Linked DNA regions of Mus musculus: region 1 is linked to region 2. The links are chromatin loops, found by intact Hi-C in ENCODE. Cell type or tissue: heart. All regions are shown on one strand.

Region 1 (2,500 bases), 380 kb before region 2:
TCACCGTGACATGTCCCAATCAGCACGTTGCAAATACTGGGCAATTAAGTTAGAAAGCTCGATTGGTTTCAGGAAAGGATGTAAAACATGACTTCGCTACTTCGATACTCAAGTAGAGTATCTTGGCTAGAGCCATGGCTTAAATGGTGGGAGGGGGTGTGAGGTGGAGGGATGTGTGTGTGTGTGTGTGTGTGCACGCGCGCGCGCGCGCGCGCGCATGCGCATGAGCTAGAGAAGAAGGCACTCTGGCAGGTGGTTCTTGTAAAAAAAAAAAAAGTCATCTCTCGAAGTTTAAAATATTTCAAATTATCTACATCCCGCTCTGGACAGTAAGCGACTCGCCAGGCGATTAGTGCAGATACCACTATACTCTTCATACAACCCTTGCTGATCTAACATCAACTCTCTGCCACGCAACGAGCAACAGTGCGACAGGTGGGCATGGGGTGGGCCTCACGCATGCCTTCAAGGAACCTCCGGGCTTCCCACACGAAAGTTTTTAAGTAGAGTTTACGACTGGGGAGTCAGTGCGGGGCATTGAGCAAGAGCTGCGATCAGACTGGGATTTGCTATTCCAGCTGCAGCCTTCCCTTACTGGAGAATGGACCTTGGAGACTGTTTTGCTCTCTGGACAGGAGCTTTGCAAACCTGTGAGGGGTGACATTCTCCTCCTTAAGAAGACACTGGGCTTGATTTCTTCTCTCATCCCTCACGCTTTTATTTTTAATGTGCACTGTGTTTTGCCAGGGAAGCGGGTGGGGGTGGGAATCACCGTGCCTTTGAAACGCTGTTTTCCGTGGACAGCCTATAGAACCTTGGTTATTAACAACGTCTCACAAGACAGTTATTTTTGGAGTGGCCTCTTAGGACGCAACCTCTTGGAAGTGAACTCATTTATTTTGCGTCTCACTGTCCTGCCATTTCCTGCGGAGAGAGGGGAAAAGCGAAACCACATGTTTTGAGGAGCGAATGGAGGAAACCCCATCGAAGACAAATGACGACTCCTCTCCCCTGGCAATTAGTCAAACCTGGGCTCCTGGCCAGCCCAGGTGCTCCCGACTGCGTATAAATTTGCCAAAGAACAATGAAAATAGCAGCTGATTGTGCTGACAGATTCTTCTGGTAATTTCCTGTTGTTTGGCATCTTCGGGTTCTTTTCCCACAATTATGGCTGCTGATGAAGTCAGGGACCCTTCCAAGTCATTTTCTAGCCCTCTCTGTGCCCCTCTGTCATCTCACCAGCGAGCACCCTCTTATCCCCAACTTAAAAGAAATGAAACAATCGAAGTCCAAAGCCAAGTAAAGAAATATTTTGGAGTTGTAGACTTTTCTTCCCTTTCCCAGATGTTTGAATTTAATCCCCTTGCAAAATACATATTTTAATGAGTCTGAATTTAAAAGAGGAAGAAAAAAAAAACCTGCCCTGCACCTGCACCATATAGAGTTTCTTGGCAACTGTGAGCTGGAATTCAGGTTCCTTCTGATTTTCCAGCTTACATGTTGGAAGGTTTCTGGAATTATCCATTAGCATCTGATTTTGTGGAAGCTGGGGTAGCTGGTGCCATGGCTGACTGAGGTGAGGCTGGAGTCCAGTGCTACCCAGTAGGTCAGCTCCAAGCCGGCTTGGGTATCACCAGGATGTCATCGCTTGTCCTGCTTTTGCTTAAAACAAACCAAACCAAAACCCCTCGCCTTCCTCACTCTCCAGTCTGAAACAATGAAACTATTGTTGGACATAAAGGTTTATCCCCACAATGCCTGCACTTGGGAGCTGGAGGCACGAGGATGGCTGTGAGTCAAACTTGGCTTATGTGCTGAATTCTAGGGCAGCCACAGCTGTACAGTGAGACCTTGTAAGATCAGAATGAAATTAAATGACAGAGGGAAGGGAAGAAGGAAAGGAAGAAAAAAAAACCTACCATGGCTCGTTGGGGGTAGGGGGAAGTTAGACTTAAATCCAAGGCACTTGGGGTGAAATGAAAGTGAGGGAAATTTCGTTTTTCTCAAATCTGCATATTATACTTTTTTTTTCAGGAAAAAATCTATGTGTGCTTTCTTGTTGTATGTGTGTGTGCACACACACATATGTGCATGTTCTCGTGTGTACATGTGTGCACGTGTATGTTGCAGACATGCTTGTAGAGGGAAGGAGCTGGAGACACTGTTGGGGAGTTGCCAGGAAGTGGAATCTCTTTCCCCCTGCTTCTCCCTTCCCTGGCCCCTTCAGCCCCAGAGGAGTGCGGCTGTGTGAACGCTGCAATGTGGCTTTGCAACAGAGCTGCGTAGGGTAGATTAGACAGGAGCATAATGTATTGAATTTTTCTTAACAGGGCTCCGTGTCCCCTATTAATCAGGACTTCAAGTCAGGAGAATTGCAAATGAAAAAAAAAAAAAGTTCCAGGATAATGTATAACATTTGAGACGAGGGCAAGCCTTAGCAGCTGCCCCGTTGGAAAGCTAGTAGTCTTGAGCCTGGAAACGTTGGTCTGTTTGGCACTGG
Region 2 (2,500 bases):
CCGCATCCTTCCAGCTGCAGAACGTTCTCCAGAAAGTGGCCACAATTTGGAAGCATCACCTGTTCTGGGAAAAACAGGAGGAGATAGATAGCTGCCTGATCTCTCCCCTTCCTCCTTGTTCCCCCCTCCCTGCTCCTCCCCACCGTTCCGATATAGGAAAAAAAAAAAAAATCCCCAACAGGATCAGTTGTAAGAGGAAGGGGAAGACCCGGAGCGGGGAGGAGGCGGTGGCTGAGAGCGCCGCAGAGCCGGGCTGCTGCAGCGCGCGGGCCCCATGAATGGTTACTACAACCCAGGCCGCGGGAGGCGGAGCCGAGGCCCGATAAGGAGCCTCATTTGCATGGACGCCCGGGATTGGCCGGCTCTGGGCAAGCTGGGCGGACGTCCTCCCGCGGCGTTAGCCAAGCTTTGCTTTGCCCGAAGTCCGGGAGGTGAAAGGCTACAGCAAGCCACAAGCACCGAGTCCCGACCAGAGTCCCGAGTGTTTGGCCTGAGTGGGAAAGGGGGTCCCCAAATCCTGCACCAAAACAGAGTAGCAGGACTCTGAGAGTTAGGATCATGATGGTTCTTTCCGATCGCGGGAGCAGGAAGCCAGCGCGGATTTGCCTCTAGATGCAGGTTTTTTGTCGCCTGCGGGAGACCCTACAGATTCATTCCCGGGGTTTGGACCTGTGACCACCTGTATTTATGCTTTTCGCAAACACTACCCTCAGGGCATCCGTCTTTCTGAACCGGTCTACCAAGTCTCAGAGAGTTCCAGGGAAGCAATCATTTCGTGCGAAGGCCACAAGTGTTAGAAGGAGAGGCGAGATGAAGGAAGGAGAGAGCGGAGTGTGGACGAATGAGGCTCAAGTGCAGTTTAAATAAATATACTGTGAAGGGAAATGGTGAAGGAGTTAAGGAAAACAGCCCCGGGAGGGCGGGAGTACGCACCTTTGCAGATAGGAGAGGTTGCTGACAGCTTGGCTGGCTGAGAACTGCGGGATGAAGTTTCGAATCCTCCCCCCTTTTAAAATCTCCCTCCCCAATCCCTGAAGGCCGGGGAACCCTGCGTTAGAGACACGAGGCGTCTGTGAAGAAGTCCTGGAAACTTTGTCCGCCGAGCGCTGTGGTCGCGAAGGTTGGTGGTCGGGAAGCCGAGGCTCCACAAAATAGCTGAAACCCTAGACGGCTGGAGGTGCCTATTAAAAAAAAATCCTCCTGGCTGGGTGTTATTTTCTTGCTTCTCTTTTTGTATTCTGATCTGCGCGTAGATCTGCTGTTGAAATCTAGAACGCCAGCGCGAAAACAGATTTGAAGACAATGAATGCAAATCTGTGCTCAAAGACCATCTGCCGTGGAGCAGACAATCAGCTGCGCCGCGGTTCGAGCGACTGCACCCGAGCCTCTCAGCATCATTACAGTCGGGAGTCTTTCCTCCCGGCTCAGGGCTCAGGTTTGAGTGTCAATTGACTCCTGACCGGACCCCCTAGCTGTAGGTGAGCGCTCACAGACGAGCTGCGAGAGTTCGCCGCTAGAGGACACAGCGCCTGGGGTGCACGTTTGCCCGGCGAGCGAAAAGGAAGCTTGCGCTTTCAGAGACTGCTTGAGTCTCCATTGAAGGGGACCTGAGCACGTCACTTCACCTCAGGGGCAAACTGTGACTACAGACTGCGCAGGCGGGATGGTGCTCCGGAAGACTTGGTCTCTCTCTACAGCAGTGACTGACTTGAAAGCTGGCTGGGGCTCTCTTTGCACAGACTGGGGAGGGGGGCTGGAGTCGCGTTGATGGTGTACCCTAACTCCAGGTCTTTAATTTCAGGCTTAAAGGGGAGGCAGGGTGGCTTGAGGTACAGTTGAGTGTAAGAAAATAAGAGGCCTAGTTGCATTCGGCAGTTATCCAACAAAAGAGGGAGGGTGGGGGAGAAAATGGTCGAGATAAGATCCACCTCTGCTCTTTCAGCTGCGCAGTTCAGTTACACAAGACTTTACGGATAATTGCGACCCCAGGAAAAACTAACCACCCAGAGTCTTCGAGCTGGGCCTGCTCGTTTTTGTTTTGGTTTGGTTTTAGTTTTAGTTTTGTTTTGTTTTTGTTTTTTTTAAGTCTGCTGAATTTAACTAATCTCTTGTCCTTCTTTCTTGTCCCGGCCATGTTCCCAGCTGGGCAAGGCCTCAGGTTCCTCGGTGAAGAGTGTGGACCAGCCAATGAGCCCTCCGACGTGTGGATGAAACGGCTGGCTTTTGTTTAGTTTTGTTTTAACCTCCCCAAGGAGACTTTGATCAGCTCCACCTCGAAAATGTTCGCGAAAGATGCGGAGAGCCTGAGGGACTGCGGGGCAGCAACGGGCTCCGGCCTAGCCCGGCCCGCCGGCCCCCAGAGGCTCCAGGTTAAAGGGCAGAGCCAAGGTCGCTGACGCCTCTTTTCTCACCAGTAACAGCTGCCGCCCAAATTATACCCCTCAGGAAGCGAATGAATTGTTCCTTTCTCCTTGCTCCCTGCTGCCTTCTCCAAAGCATA

What was found. Hi-C counts contacts between places; a loop is a spot of excess contacts. Peaks named below come from ENCODE experiments on the same cell type or tissue, not always from the same donor. Only the 100,000 strongest peaks of a DNase experiment are listed, where the experiment ranks them.
Region 1: it touches region 2 in a loop (2.7-fold over the local background); 5 of 42 quality-filtered maps call a loop at or near these places.

The regions. Positions count from the first base shown.
Region 1 is chr14:67,611,879-67,614,378 of GRCm38, reverse strand. No RefSeq gene overlaps it. Among named protein-coding and RNA genes, the nearest start is that of Gm24981, 46 kb to the right of the region's middle. In heart, no CTCF peak of the experiment used is centred here; DNase peaks (open chromatin) are centred at 488 and 1,018.
Region 2 is chr14:67,232,390-67,234,889 of GRCm38, reverse strand. It overlaps Ebf2 (early B cell factor 2), which reads right to left and starts at 246. Exons shown (of 16, transcript NM_001360202.1): 1 at 1-246. Gm20675 (a long non-coding RNA gene) reads left to right here and starts at 1,695. Exons shown (of 2, transcript XR_874748.1): 1 at 1,695-1,787; 2 at 2,143-2,474. In heart, a CTCF peak has its summit at 1,499; DNase peaks (open chromatin) are centred at 319 and 1,539; H3K4me3 peaks cover 2,373 bases; H3K27me3 peaks cover 1,311 bases.